2 separate regions of the Mus musculus genome follow, and region 2 is linked to region 1. A link is a loop called in an ENCODE intact Hi-C map of the cell type or tissue named here. Cell type or tissue: gastrocnemius. All regions are shown on one strand.

Region 1 (8,000 bases):
TTAAGTCCCACTCGGGAAAATAAATCCAAGGCACCCTGGGAGATCCAACAGTGAGATCATGTGACTAAGCTCCTGTCTGAATGGGTGATTTGCAATCCAGCTTGGCCGTCCAGGGCTGAAGGCAAGCATGCCCATGATCTGCTGGGGCTGGGGAATTTGTGGAGCTGTCCCAACAAACCTCTACCCCTCATACAGGGCTAAGAACTAGCACAAGGCACATCAGCCAAACACTTCTCACAGCAAGGAGAAGATTGAGCAGGATTCCTTCACAATCCAGGGCAGCTAACACAATAAAGAGCCTTTTGGCAAGCAATCACAGCTGCAGAGGCCACAAGTTTGTCCCCAGAGCCAGAGAGGACAGAGTGACAGCTACCAACAACCACAAGGAAAAAAGACAGTTCAGGGGTCAGACCTATGCAGACCAGGAACATACAGAGGCCCAGCTTCACCTAGTGTTTTCTTAGACCTGTGATAAAGGAGACATCATTAGGAAATGGAGAGAGAGAGAGAAAGCAGAGGGGGCAGAAAGGACAAAAACCAAAACCCTTGGTCCATGTACCAGACTACATCTGGCCAGATGTGTGTGTTCTATGGGCCTGCATGGTGACAGCTGGACTTAGAACTCCGGTAGGTTAAGAGGAAGACACTTGATGTCACTGTCCTTATCTAAGCCAGGGGTCCCCTAAGACTTCATGTTCAGAAAACCTGGCTCCCACTTGCTGACTGAATTACACAGGCAATGGGAGAGGCCCCCAGGACACACAGGATCTTGACGAATCAAAGCTATCGACTCCTCAGTTGTGTAGCCTCCAGGATGCGTTTGCGGGAAAGGCCTTAGAAGGACACACGCAGCCCTGCCACTTTGCTGCTGTAGGGAGGGGGTCTTCAGCAGAGTTAACACTGCAAAGAAAGGACTTGGCTCCAAACGCTGATTCCCAAGAGTCTGTGTGACAACGGTCTGACATTGACAGAAGTCCAGGACTCACCCCCTGTGTCTGTCTAGGCGCACACAGGGAGGATGAGAGGTCTCCGTGGCAGGTAGTCTGGAAGCCTGGGTATGGACCCACTCTCCTCACTGTTACTAAGTTAACACTAAGGAAGCGTGAGAAGCATGGAGCTGTCTGTGGGGGCAGAGGTACAGAACTTGCCCAAGAACACAGCTCTAGAACCCAGCTCTCCTGACACCTGGGCCAGTGCACTGTGAGTCACCTACTCTCTTACCATCATCAGTCTGCATAAAAACCAAGAAGCCACAGTCACTCCTGCACCCTCTCACAGAAGGACCCAAGGAGAAAAGTATATGCAATCTTACACAACCACTACATTGGGAGTTCACTGCTCCTACTAGGCTGGACTTTCCCCAAGACAGGGTCTATGCTCTTCATCTTCCTTCCCCATGCCTGACACAGCCTATGCTAATGCCTTAAGTCCACACTGGCTAAATGAATGAGTTCTAAGAAGTTTAGGGCACCACTCAGGAATGAGGCCAGTACTTTCTTACTTATAAATCCTGTTTCTGGGTAGGAACCTTATCAAATTTATCTCTACGGATGAAGGAAATCCTCAAAAATAAGCCAGAAACCAAAACTAATGAACGTAGACTTCAAAACAGATACTTAGGTAAAATTTAAAAACAAACAAACAACAACAACAACACCCCACACCTCCATGGGTCACAGTTGCCATTCCTTCTAAGGAAGGTTAGAACTTTCTACCTAATACCAGAAGGAACAAACAGGTCCCATGTCACAGGAAGGACCTGTGTGCATCTCACCAGTAGTTAAGTGCCAACTCACAGGCAAAGACTAATGTTTCAGGACATTCTGTGTAATTAATGAAACAAAGAAGCACCCAGGCCTGAGTGTCTCAGAGGTCAGAGCAGAAGTGATAAATCACTTATAAAAACAATTCCGTGAAAAGACATACAAAGGAAAACAAGCACAAGGCCATGCCCTTCCTAGTTAAACAGAGTCCTTAAAGAAGGGAGGGGCCCTGGAAGAAGCAACAGTGAGATCACGTGACTAAGCCCTGAGTGGGTGACCTGCTGGACAGCCAGGTGTATTATAACACTAAAGTCGTGTATGATAGACAGGAATGGGAGTCTGGCGTTATAACTACGTGGTTTTGTGGCTACGTGTGCCTTTTAGTCCTCTTGCAATAGAAAGGGATGTATCAGATTTGATAAAAGTTATCTCACATAATTGAGAATGAAACGCTATAGGTTACAGTAATCCATTACTTGAGTTACACTGTACAGTACAGCTCACTGGGCATCGTTAAAATCTTACCTAATTAAAATAGAAAGACAGGACTCAGAACCCTGAAGTTCCCCTTGCTCTACACAGTTCTGCATAACCATGTGAGAAGCTTTAAAAGCAGATATCCTGGGCTGGGCAGCTGCTTCATACACAAGCATGAGGACCCAAGTGTTAAAACAAGATGTGGTGACTCTCCTTCACTGGGGAGGCAGAGTCAAGGGGATCCCTGGTGCTCTCGGGTCAGGACGAATCAGCAAGCTCTAGGTTCAGTCAAAGGCCTTGTCTCAAAACACAAGGACAGCGATTAAAAAGGACAGTGATGACAACCTCTGGCTTCTACACACACACACACACACACACACACACAGAGAGAGAGAGAGAGAGAGAGAGAGAGAGAGAGAGAGAGAGAGAGAGGGAGAGGGAGAGAGAGAGAGAGAGAATATGCCCAACTCCCATACAACAGCTCAGAGGTTCTTATTAAGTTCATGAAATCTGTTATTCTAAGAGCCGGCGATCTGAGACATACTGCAGGACACATCACTCCAGGCAATAGAGAGCAAAAAGGGCTGTGTGCTGACCTGGCCTGGTGGCTCTGTGATGAGTACCAGGGGAGACAGGAAAGAGTAGGTAGGTAACTCAAAAGCAAGAGATGAAGGATAGTGTGCTAGGAAGGAGGAGATGGAGAGTCACTCAGGGGCAGAAGCAAAGGAGCTCACTGAGTCACCAGGTGTGGGGCTGAAGACAGGAGTGTCCAGAGCCACCCAAAGCATCCCACCAGAACCCAGCTTACATACTTTGTGTCCTCCAATGCCCTCAGCACAAACCCTGCATCAATTAAGACCTCAGTATCTGTGGTTGAATCCCAAAGAACAAGAGGGTCACTACCCCTGTAGTCCTATACCCCTGAACCTCCAACCACCAAACCCTGAGGATGGAGCTGAGAGGGGGTTCATTCCATTGCTCCATAAGTCATGAAATAACAGAATGGTCAGCAGGATTCAAACCAACAGGACAAATCCACCATCAATCAAAACAAGAACCATTAAGTAAATATAAGAAGAAAGCATTTAAAATAAGAACCCAGCATCTGAAGACCTTTCCTTGTTTAAATAGAAATCTGGTCCATACGCTCAGCCCAAAACATGATATCTCCATCAAATCCCCTCCCAAGCTCAGGGAACCCTGTAGAAGAGGAGGTGAGGCTCTAATTCCTCTGTGTGAAAAGCCTGCTCTATATATTATGGTTTCCAGATTGGTGTTCTTGTGAGACTCCTCAATGTGTGAATGAGTGGGTCTGTGTTTCTTGTGCCTTCTCTTGGGCCCTCTTCCTTCTGTTCACTTGCTTTGTCCAATTCCAATGTGTTTGTTCTTGTTTTATCTTATTACATTATATTTTATTATTATCCCTTGGAGGTCTATGTGTTTTCTACTGAGAGATAAAAGGGGGCGGGTCCAGATAGGAAGGGAGGTGGGGGAGGGGAGAGGGGAGGGGAGGGGAGGGGAGGGGAGGGGAGGGGAGGAATGGAATCTGGCCCAGGTCAGTGAACCCTATGGATAGCACTGAGTATCAGCTATGGTCTTTCTCTCCATGAATTTCTAGGCAACAAAAATTCTTCCTATAGTAGACACAGGAAGCTAAGGCACATGGAGACTGCACTCAGGAACAACTACTGGCTCCCTACCGCCTTCAGGACACTACAAGCTTTGAGCCAGGTCCCCAGCCCAACTGCTTTCAGGACAGAGTCCTAGCCCCTCAGCACAGCATGCAAGAAGGTGCGGTATACCTTGGCCCCTTTCCCAAACCCCCTTGTCTCTCCCAGCCACAGGAACCATCTGCCTCCATACTGAAGAAAGTCTCAGAAGGTAGCCCAGACTCTCAGCAAGTCTCCGATGCTCTCTGAGCCTCTAATTCCACCGTGTAAAAAGCCTGTGCTATCTAATTTACAGTTGTTGTGAAGCCGTAAGACCCTGAATACAAATGGTTCTCACCATTCCACAGAGCCCCAGCAGACCCCTGTGGAAAGTTCTGATCCCAATTTTCACACTCAGTGTCATTTCCACCTCTGCGTCACAGCCATCGCTGGTGGCCTGCAGCGCCCTCCTTCTGACAGCTGCTAATGCAATCCTTTCTTCTCCTCAGGCCCCTCCAGTGGCACTGCTATCCAGGATGGGCCATTTGCGCCGCCAAAGCTTCAACCCATGTAACTCTGGCCACTGGCCAACCCCTTGGCAATCACCCAGTGCCTTCCTGGTCTGTTTTAATTCTCACCCAGTCTTGACTACCGGAGTTCTGTGAAGTTTTTGTATCACTAGTCCCTGGGATGGAATAATCTATCACATTTCTCCCCATTTTGAAAGACAGTACGGTGACATGGCTGGTACACGGTGGTGGATTGCTCAATCCCTCGATCTGGAAAACCAGGACAATGTGTGTTAGACAGCTGGCATTCATTCCTGCCTACATCAGGGGCCTTGAGTTCGCTCAACCCCGTGACCATAGGCCATTTGAGGACAGCTGGCAGGAAGGAGGAGACACCAAAGAACGCTGGGGTTGTTGTGGGGCAGCCACTGCAGGTCTACGGGAGTGAGAGAAAGGTGAAAACTTCGCAGGCATGCAACACAGACTCCTTTCCGTATGCTCTGATACCCTCCACTGACAAAAGCAATTAGGAGAACGATAGGTGTCACTTCACAATTCCAGGTCACAGTTCACCATCCCAGGGAAGTCAAGTGGCAGGAGCTTGAAGCATCTTGTCACATCCAGTCAAGAGCACTGAGAGAATGCTTAGTGCTCAGCTAGCTCTCTCCCTTTTATCTAGCCAAGGAATTCTAAGCCTAGGGAATGGTGCCACCCATAGTGGGTAAGCATAATCAATAGAGTTCCTACACATGCCCATGGGAAAACCTGATCCAGAGAGTCTCCCACTAAGACTCTGTTTCCAGGTGAGCCTCAGTCCTGTCAGACTGACTGTTAGATCTAACCATCACTACATTGTAAAGAAGCAGAAGGGGTTCCTGCGACACTCCTAAAGTTGCCCAGTGTGCTGATATCCATCACCTCCAACAGCCCAGCACTAACTCCTCAAAAGTGAGTGTTGGACTGTTTGCTTGCTTGCTTTGGAAATGAGGTCCTACTGTGTAACCCAAACTGGTGCCTCTAGAATTTAAGGATGACAACCAGACGTGTGTCACCATGTCAAGGCTTCTGATGTTTTTATTTTCAGTAATAAAATGGTTTCTGAGGATGGGAAACAGAAATATTTCATTACGAGGGTATTTTAAGGTTAGGGCTCACTCTATAGAGCCCCAGAGAGACAGCCTTCCCAACAGCGATCCTAAATTCTCAGCCATGTCCCTGTTCTGCCCAGGGCTGAACACCTGACTCATCTGGAATGACGATGACAAGCATGCCACACAAGGATGAGGGTGGGCGCCTGCTTACTGGACACTGGGTCTAGATCACTCTCATCACAGACACAGATACACACATTCCAGTACAGCAAGACACGGGTGGGGAGTTGGCAGACATTGAGAGCCATGTGGAAGAAACCATGAAGCCAGACCAGATACCCAGAGAAGAGCAGTGCTCAGTGTCCACGTGGTCTCAGAAGGACAGGACCAGTTCCAGGCACAGCGGACCTGAGGTGAGCTGTGTTGCTCCTGGGCTCTGGCCTATTGGACTGCTTATTACATCCCTAAGATAGATGTTCTTTTACTTAAGCCAACCGAGGTGGCTTTCTTTTCCTTGTAACCAAATATTCTCTGACTATAGCATTTTGTCAAACCAAACAAAACCACTCCTCTAGGAAAACCCTCTTATAATCTATTTCAACTGACAGCAACTATTTTTGTCTGATTTATTACCACTGAGCGCCCTTCCTCTGGAAGGGGGAAGGGCTGCGATCTCTCTTAAAGCTAGGCTAGTTTTACACCAGCAGGGCCAGCCTGTGTGTGTAGCCCTTCATAATGCATTTGAACTAGTTTGGTCAGCTTACCAGGAAAGCAAGGGAGCCACCACATCAGTATCTCTGTTGCTAAGGCAACTGCTTACTTTCCATATCAACTGCACACTCGTTGCTATGGAGACGCACATACAAAAAAAAAAAAAAAAAAAAAAAAAAAAGTCCTTCTCTGGCCAGGGACCAGATGGCAGAGAACTCACCGAAGTCTTGGGGTAGGGGACTTTGCTAAATAGGATGCTAAACGGATGTGTCCTGGAGTGCACTTTCTCTCATCACATAGGAGATGCAGAGCTACTCCAAACACATTTAGGATTTGCATCCTTATTGCAGAAAGCAAAGAGCTAAAACAGAGATCGGACTTCTTTCTGACTGAGAGGTAATCCAGGAACTCTTGGTTCCGTTCCCTGTGCACTTCTTAGTTATTCCATTGCCTCTGCATTGCCTAACTTACACCTGGACCCTGACTTTCACCGAGCTTCATGTTCATACAGCAAACATTCAACTTGAAGGCTCTACTTAGATAGTTTAACGGTAGCTCAAAAAAGAGACAGGCAGACAGACAGAAGACAGACAGACAAAAACATTGAGGCTCGGCATGGTAATACAAACCTTTAATCTCAGCACTCGGGATGCTGAGGCAGGTGGATTTCTGTGAATCGGAGACTAGCTAGGGTTACATAGTGAGACCCTGTTTCTAACAAAAAAACCCTATCTCAAACTGAACACTAACAAATTCCTACCCTACCTCTCCACCCAAATGTGCCCACGTACCTGCACCCACAGACTGCGATCTTGAAGCACGCCAGAGTAACCGTCACCACTCAAAGGCCAATACTCTGCTCCTGTCCCTTTAAATGTCCAATTCTGCTTCTATAGATTTCCTGAAGCCTTCTTGCTGCTCTTTGGACATTCGCAACCATTACCACCTCAGAGCCTTCGCAGGGCTTTGTCTTGCTGTCCAAGGCGCGCCCAGCCAGTTCCTCTGAAGAGCCTCTTGAACTCACCGCCCTCCTGTTCCCTTCTACTGCATCTCCTCCCTCTAACTTTCTTCACCGCACCCATCACTACCTGCCCGGCCCACGTAATGAAGTGCTGTTTAGCTCATCTTCCACCCCCCATCCTTAGGACAGTCTAGATCACCCAGTGTCTGACAGGTACGGCCTTTGTGAACTGTTCGTTGTTAAATGAAGGGAGGCTACTTTTTTCTGCAAATAAGAGTTAATTTTTACTTTGCAAACTCCGTGTTCCTTGAGGTCTTCCGAGCTCAGCACAAACACTATCTATCGCCTTACATGACATCATCCACAGCTGACTCACCCAGCATCCCGGGACTTACACCAGCATCCCGGGACTTACACCAGCAGTGTTGGGGGAGCCAGGGGGGTGGGGGGGGGGGGGTTACGTCCTGGCTCTGTGCCAGGCAGCTTGGAGTCAGTGTTCACATGATTTGACCTTTCTTTCTAAGACAGCATATACAAAGGTTCTGCTTCCTGAGTGTCTTCAAGCTAATGACATTAGTTGAATCACTTATAGGTCTTGTCCCAGAGGACAGGCACAGCCTTCCAAGAGACACTTCAAAGAGATCCTGTAAGTGGAGGGGAACCCTGGACTAGAGCCCCTAGGGTCCAGAGGAGACCTGGAACACCCTAGGAGCTGTAAGGGGAAAGATGTGGGAGCAGCCAGCTCTGCCAGTATTTACTGCCTCCTGCTGAGTTCAAGGCACAGGTACTCAAACAAGCCCAGGCGGGAGACCTAGCTCAAAATCAAAGGCTCTGTTCCT
Region 2 (8,000 bases), 66 kb before region 1:
AGTCTTATTCTTGGTGTTCCTCAGGATGCTGGTCAGGTGAGGAAAACGGCCTATTTGTCTGGAAAACAGAGATTCTCCTTAGTCTCCTGGAGACAGTTTCTTTGATAGTTATACCCACCAAAGATGACAGGAAAATTAAATGGTAATTTGGGAAGCTGGTGACACAGCAGGAGCCCTGCCTAAGTGTGTCATCAGGGAAGGGAGCCCAGGCTCCCCAAAGTGGATTCCTGAGGAACAAGAACAGGTAGAAGCTGATGCTGGACTTATTTACAAGCTGGCTCGAAAGCAGAACAAATCTATTTAAATTCCTGAAAAGTAGTCACTGACGTCTGCCAGAGTCACACTTGCGACTGGCACTGACTGGCCTTTGTCTGGATGCCTCCCCCGGCACATTCATAGCTGCTGCCCTGCACTAGAGTGACACAGTCCCTTGTCCTCCTCCCCAGGTGTCTCCTGACAGCCGTTCTTATAGTCATTTGGTTGTGATTGTTCCCCAGGCGCCTCCAGAGTCAGCAACCAGTAAGCCTGAGGAACCCTGCACCCCAAAAGTCACACTGGTCCTCTTCCAACATCACAGGGGCTGATGCCAGGGCAATGGACTCCCCCTGTGTATCTATCTCACTCCTAACAGCATGCAGCTTTCCCAGGGAACCCAGAAAAACATCACCCCACCCCCACCCCCTTTCTGGAAGCAAAAGCCAGAGAACAGTGCTACACTTCCATGGCAGAAGTAAATCCACAATGAACATAGCCTTGGAAAAGTAAAGTCAGCTGGGCCTTGGGGGCATGGGCTTGTAATTCTAGCTCCTGCAGAGGTAGAGGCAGGAGGATCGTAACCGCAAAGTCCGTCTGTGTTACAAAGTTTCTTCAAGGCAGGCCTAGGCAAATTAGTGAAACCCTGTCAAAAGGGGACTAGATACAAAGCCCAGCGGAAGAGCACCTGGCTAGACCTGAGGGAGACCTAAGTTCAATATGTAATACCCCTCCACCCCCACCCCCTCCCCAGGGCAGAGGGGCAGAGACCTCTTGGCGTGTTCAGGGGCTGAAGCGCTACAAAGCTCTACACTGAACACTTCTCCAGACATTTTTCCTAGGTGTAAAAGGAGGGTGTGGCTGCACTGGATATTCTGTTCTTCAGTTTTGATTTTATTTCTTTCAACTGATACATAATAGCTGTGGTGCGTGTGAGTTTCATATGTGTGTATACAGCAGGCAAAGATGATAGCCAGGTAATTGGCATATCCATCACCTCACACACTATCATTTCTTTGTGTTGGGAACAGTCAAAATCTTCCCTACTATTTTGAAGCACACAATTAATTGTTGTCAATCACAGCTACTCTACGGTGCAGGGAACATTAAAGTTATTCTTCCCACAGAACTATTCCCTGTTCCTTCTGCTTCTAATTCCTATGGCATCAGAGAAAGTCCACATAATTAAAGCCTTCAACCTACTCAGGAAAACCTCAGGCTCCTGTGGCCTCCGCTGAGACTGCTTCCTGACACGGGATGTGTAGGTTCTACTTCTCGTCTGCTGCTAACTGGCTGTGGGATGCACCCTTCTCAACAGAACTCTAACCTGAGAGTTCCTGAAGGGTGTGGCTCCTCTCCCTCTCTCCTGCCCTCCTTCTCCGATGCTTCTCTCCACCTCTGCCTTCGTCACGGGAGTCACATGGCCTCAGTTTGAGGACTGCTCCGTTGCTGTTGCTCTTAGCTTTTCTAGGGAAGCTCCTTTATATGTAGGACATCCTTTAACTGCATGGAGCTGCTGAACCTTACACAGGAGATCCATGCACGCACTTAGCAATGTTTTTACCTTTTATATAGTCCAGGCCATCTAGCAGGTGATGAAAGGCACCGGCCTCTGGCTCCCCCTGATCGGTGCCACTTCCAGGTTGCTGAGCGCCACACCTGCTCTGGCTTCCTCCTCTGGCATCCCTCACATTCGTGCTCTTTCATTCTCTGGGTACCAGGCTGCTTGTGGCCTCCCAAGTACAAGTAAATGCTCTCACCTTAGTGTCTACTCTAGGCAGCTACCCTCTACTTAAAGCAGCTGCCTTCCCCATCCTTAATGCAAGCTCTGTTCATTCTACACAATGCTGCCCCTCCAGGCTGTCTCCTTTTCTCCACGCTCCATGTATAAAGTAGATAGAGTCTGTCTTTATATGCATCACACACACTCTTAAGTGGATGGCAACAGCAGGTGTATAGCAAATGCCTCAGAAAGAAAGGGAGGGAGGGAGGGAGGGAGCAGGGTATGGTAGCACAAGCCTTTAATTTCAGCACTCAAGAGGCAGAGGCAGGCAATCTCTGTGAGTCTATAGTCTACATAGTGCCTGGTCTACATACATAGTAAGCTACAGGACACCAGGGCTACACAGTGAGTGAGACCCGTCCCAAAAACAAAAACAAATAATAAAAAGGAAGAATGCTAACTAGCTCTATGAAGTATACAGACCAGTTACCAAAACCCTCTTTTTTTTGCTAAGTGCTCTTTATTCAGAATGGTGACGTCACTTAAAAGTGTCAAGCAGGAATAGTAAGGGATCCAAGGCACACACACACACACACACACGCACACGCACGCATGCACGCACACATGCATCAGCCAGTTCCTGATATCTGTTGACTTTTGTCGTCTGCAGAAGCAAAAGAGAACTGAGAATTCAAACACTGAAAGTCTGGTAGCTGTTTCTGAGTGAGAATAAGTCGCTGTCTTCTCAGACTGGGCACTCTGCAGGGCAGTCCTGCCATCGGCCCCTATCTCTGCATCTGGCTGGACTCAGAGCCAAGGCAACCAAGCACTAAATTAACACTCCCACAGCTGCAAAGGTTCAAGGGCTCTGAACAGGGGTGGCCTACCTAACTGAAGGACAGATATGCATGCCCCTTTGTCTCCCATATCAACAGGCTCAACCTCTGCAGTCCCACAAACGACCCTCTGTCTCTGCGGCTGCTGTTGAATGCAGCTGTCCTGGCTCTTCCTGGTGATCACTCCTCTAAAAATAGCTCTGATGCTGTCGCAGGGAAACTTGAGCAGGTCCTGAAAGCGGATCCCCTTTTAGTCTGAGCTGCTTCGACTTTAAAAAACAGGCAGCTATGAACATACCTTCATGTGTCTGCATGATGCTCAAGTAGTCATGTAGCTCACAGCAAAACACAAAAGATAAGACAACACACACAAAGCCATGCAAATGACAGAGCCGCAGCACCAGGTCTGCCATGTCAGACTGTCGTGTTTGAGCCCAGACTGAGAAACCTGACTGTAAGAGCAGATGCCATGAAGATCCCGGGGACACATCCTGCCAGTCCAGACTTCTGACTGCTTGGGGGAGGGTTAGGGCAGGTGGTAAAGAAATTGATTACATAGAAAGACTTGTAAATATGGGGTACTGGGTTCTTAAAAGTCCTACTAAAATTTGCACCTATTAGCTTCAACAGGACACCAAGATTGTCTGAGTGTGGGGAGTTATCACCAGAGATACAGTCATTTGAACGACAGAGCGGACTTTATACACTACTGCATCTTTAACAATAATTTCTTAACAAGACAAAAGGATTTGCACTTATTGCCAACAGCTTGCTGGCAGCCAACACCAGGCAGGATGAGCTGCCTGGCAAGAGTCAAGCCAGCTCCCCTCCCCACCCCCACCCATCAGAAAGGGCCACTTCTAGATCTAGACTAACTTCAAAACAGATAAATATTTAAATTTGATGTTTGTTAAGAAATTGGGATGGAGAATCCAAGAATGACTCTTATTAAATAGATCTATAATGTAGATTTGCCTTCCGTTCATGATCACAGAAACTTAGGTGCTTCTATGACTTTTCTGACTCTCACAAATATGATACTAAACAAATCACACATTTGTATTTCAACCCCCCCCCTCGGCAATCGTATGTGTGTGTGTGTGTGTGTGTGTGTGTGTGTGTGTGTGTGTGTGTTTTAAGAAGAGTGTGAGAAAAGGGGCCTGGGAGACCTAAGCCTTTGTAAAATGTCAGTCACCCCAGATCTCTCAAGGACACAAAAATTCCCACAGGTGCCTAGAACTCTTTACACAAGATAGCACAGTATATGCACACATGCACCAGCTAATCTCTGGGTTACCAAACACAATGCAGATGCTATATAAACTGTTACAATACTGTACTGTTTAAGAAGTAATGATAAAGGGCATGTATAATATGTTCAGGATAAATTCTATTTCAAGGGCTGGAGAGATGGCTCAGTGGTTAAGAGCACTGACTGCTCTTCCAGAGGTCCTGAGTTCAATTCCCAGCAACCACATGGTGGCTCACAACCATCTGTGAGGGAATCCTATGCTCTCTTCTGGTGTGTCTGAAGACAACTACAGTGCACTCATATACATAAAATAAATAAATATATCCTTTTAAAAAATTCTATTTTTTCCCCCAAGTAAATATCCTTGGTTTTGTGGATGTTCAAGCGTGAGGGTGTAGAACCCAAAGATACCCAATCAGGAACCACACCATCATTTTCATGAATTCTTACAGAGGCGGAGCTCAGCAGCTTCCTGAGGAGTCTCCCTTCCTCTTCTTCTGCTCTAAAGAATCTGCTTCATCCCCATGAGGGGAGCTGAGGAGAAGGCGCACGGGCGGGCGGGCGGGCGGGCGGGCGGGCACACACGCGCGCGCACACACAAACACACACACACACACACACACACACACACACACACACACACACCAATCCAGCTCTGTCTCCTGTGTAAAATATACAGCATTTTCTCTAAATTAAACTCTATTCATGTTTAAAGCTAAGCCATACAGCTTAGATGGGAAAGATGGCTTACAGTGTTCCGGAGTGTGGATTAAAAGACCCCTATTTAATGGCATCTGCAGATTACATAAGATTAAATTTTTAGTACCCAGAAATAAAACTTTAGTGGACACAACAAACTTGAGTGTGCATGTATGTGTGTGTGTGTGCTAATTTTATACTATATATTTACTATTTTACTCTTTATAGAAAAAGCCTACAGACGCCTACAGTGAGGGGGGAAAAAGAGGCTAGTTCTTGGAGACAGAAATTGATTTTAGATGAACTTTAAACATAACAACTGAAACAAAGCAAACAACCCATTTGCCACCGTGAGGCCCCTAGTCTGGGCTGCTCGGAGAATGCATTATTCAGTGACTGCACTACCAGAATTCCCAGAAAATAGTCCCCATGGAATGCTAATTTCATTACTATTAAATTTCATAATCATGACTTGGAATCCATCTCCTTTCAGCTAACCCAACCCTCCCTCCACCTCCGCACATACAAATTCAAACTGTTTTTGCTTCGACTGTCTCTCTCCTCCCTGCTGTTATGAATGGAACAATCTGGGGGCTCCTTAGATCATCTGTGTAAATCTACACCAGTGTTTAAGTGGAAATAATTCTGGTTGTTCAAATCAAAGCATGCAGACTGTTTTCAGGGCTGAGGGGAGTATGGAATCAATTACGGTGGGTGTGTGAGTAAGTCTGCCCACTAGCTAAGGCTAGACAGAGCGTGAGCCCCTTGAGGAAGTCGGATCAGAAGAAGGTGTGGGCATGCTCACGCTCGCTCGCTGATTTTGTTGCTCTGTCCTTTGGGTGCCGCGCTTAACACTGCTTGCAGCTTTTCCTGTAGCTCCCTAGTTGCTTGACTTTTGCCTCATTGCCTCATTCTGGTGTGTGTGTGTGTGTGTGTGTGTGTGTGTGTGTGTGTGTGTTTAAGTGAGACAGGTGGACCTTTCTCAAGCTCGTCCCCACCCTAGTTTTTGGGACAGTACCTCAAGGAGTTCTCCAACCTGGCTAACAGGGCTGGTCAGGCCCCAAACATCCTGTTTCTGCTTTCCCTGTGCCAGGATGACAAACCCACAAACCTGGATCTGGCTTTTAGGAGGGTTCTGGGAATGGCTCTCACACCTGCACGCAGCGTCTCACCCTTGAGCGAGCTCCTCAATCCCAACATACATGTTTTGGATGTATTTTGCATGTATTCTGCATGTATTCTGCATGTTCACAATGAGATTACCCAAACCATCCCAATCCCACTGCCAACCAAACCTTTAAGGAGTGCTATCTTTTAAGCCATCTAGGATCACTTAGGAATAATCCTATAGTAATCACTGATCAGCAGAAAACCAGCTCACCTTTTGCCGATACACATAACCCTTGGGTGCAGCACACTGGCATGAGAAAGAGAGAAAAGACTGCCAGACCCTGTCAGTATTCAAGACCACAGCACTTCTAGAAGATCCAAATGGACAATGAGAAATTGTATTTATTCTCCTGCTTATAAATGACAGAACTACTCGTCCTAAGATGGTTGTGAATCTTCTAGACTTAGCTGAGGATACCTCCTTGCTCTGTTTTCAGCAGGCCCACCATGCTGGCTGAAAGAATGGCAGTATTTCCAGTCTGCAGTGGGAAGGGCTGCTAGGAGGGCTGAGGACACCTGGTGAGCGAGCACACTGCTCTCCTGAGGCCGGTGGCACACCTCTTACCACACATGCCTACACTGATGGTCAAGCTGCCCAGCAACTGGGAGAACCGATGAGCAGATCACAAAAGGCACCCGTTTCAAATAACCAGTGACCTACCTAGCTTGGCCTGGAAAAAAAAAAAAAAAGAGACACCCAGAAACCTGAAGGTCAGTTATCTCCTACAACTCTGAGGAGGAAGTGCATGCAGAAAGCACTGGAGGCCAAAAGGCAGCTGGGATCTGAAGGGGAAGCTAGGGTGCAAGCAGAGGGGCTCAGCTTGTAGAGAAAACAACGGTGTCACGGCAGAGGGCAGGCACAAACAAGCACGCCCTGAGATGGGTCCCAGAAGCCTGGACACCTGTTCCCTAGCTGTGAGCATACACACTGGTCTGAGCATACACATTGTTCTGAGCAGACACACTGGTGTGAGCAGACACACTGGTGTGAGCAGACACACTTGTCCGAGCAGACACACTGAGCACATGTGTGCAATGTCCCAGATGAATATTCCAGCCCTGCTTATTATTCCCTTATGTAGGATAGTTTAAAAGTTTCTTTTACAGAAGACCCCAAACTACAAAGTCAGGTTTGAGGGTCCCCCACCAGGGTCACCCCTTTATAGGCCATTCTACTTCACTAGGTCTCTCCCGTGTGAGAGGCTTGGGATTACTGTAGCTCCTGTGGATCAATATTCTAGGACCCCAAATCTGTGCTTCTGGAAGTGCTCTAGCATGCTCCATCTGTCCTGGACCTCGTCACAGCCCTATAGAGGACAGAAACAGGGAGGCCCCAAATCTAAGCCCCAGCCTCTCCCATCACACAGGAGATGCTGATAATATACGTGTGTGTGTGTGTGTGTGTGTGTGTGTGTGTGTGTGTTCATGCTCGTGCGTACGCGTGCATCTCATGGCACAATCTATGCTTTAACTAATGTAAAGGAACTCAAAAGCTTCGTTTACTGGTTCGGGGCAGGGAAGGGCGGAGCCACAGATGAGCCAGGAGCGGTGGAGATGGCTTTCTATGCAGTTTTCCCAGCAACAGCGGGAGTTAGGTTGGAAACATGGTCCAAACCATAAAACTGAATTTTGTAAACATGGGCATCTGAGTTTGGATTCCTGGCTGTTTCGAACGAGCAAGATGCCTCAGTGTCATCTCAGTGTAAAACTCGGTGTCATTACAAAGTCTGTAATGTCAGATTACACGTGCGGCGTTTCCAGTGTGGGGATATCCAGACGATGCAGACCCTTGTGGGAAAGTCTACCACATGACTGAAAGAATAATGGTGACTAGGAAACACAAGGAGGGCTCTCAATCCCTGCAAAGATTACAGGAAAAAAAAGTGGCCCACCAGCTCAGCTTCAGGAATGAATGTAGATTCTATTCCAGGGCTTATAAGGATGAACCCAGGCTTTAGAATTCACCAAAAGCTGTCTCAGCTCCACTTGTTCCCCTGATGCAGAGAAGACAGTTTTTCTATTTCATCCACATAATGGAGACACACCAGCATCTAGGCCGCCATGCTGT

Evidence for each region. A loop is a pair of places that touch in the nucleus more often than their neighbours do. Peaks named below come from ENCODE experiments on the same cell type or tissue, not always from the same donor. Only the 100,000 strongest peaks of a DNase experiment are listed, where the experiment ranks them.
Region 2: a loop joins it to region 1, with 2.7 times the contacts of the local background. A loop is called at or near these places in 1 of 42 quality-filtered maps.

The regions. Positions count from the first base shown.
Region 1 is chr12:99,369,779-99,377,778 of GRCm38, forward strand. The region is part of intron 2 of Foxn3 (forkhead box N3); the gene reads right to left. Among named protein-coding and RNA genes, the nearest start is that of Gm51999, 18 kb to the right of the region's middle. In gastrocnemius, a CTCF peak has its summit at 4,355; DNase peaks (open chromatin) are centred at 4,037, 4,469, 4,739 and 5,799; H3K4me3 peaks cover 922 bases; H3K27ac peaks cover 7,491 bases.
Region 2 is chr12:99,303,412-99,311,411 of GRCm38, forward strand. All of the region lies in intron 3 of Foxn3 (forkhead box N3), which reads right to left. Gm46371 (a long non-coding RNA gene) reads right to left here. Exons shown (of 2, transcript XR_001780668.2): 2 at 5,681-6,603. Among named protein-coding and RNA genes, the nearest start is that of Gm46371, 23 kb to the right of the region's middle. In gastrocnemius, no CTCF peak of the experiment used is centred here; DNase peaks (open chromatin) are centred at 441, 3,276 and 3,577; H3K4me3 peaks cover 3,314 bases; H3K27ac peaks cover 7,773 bases.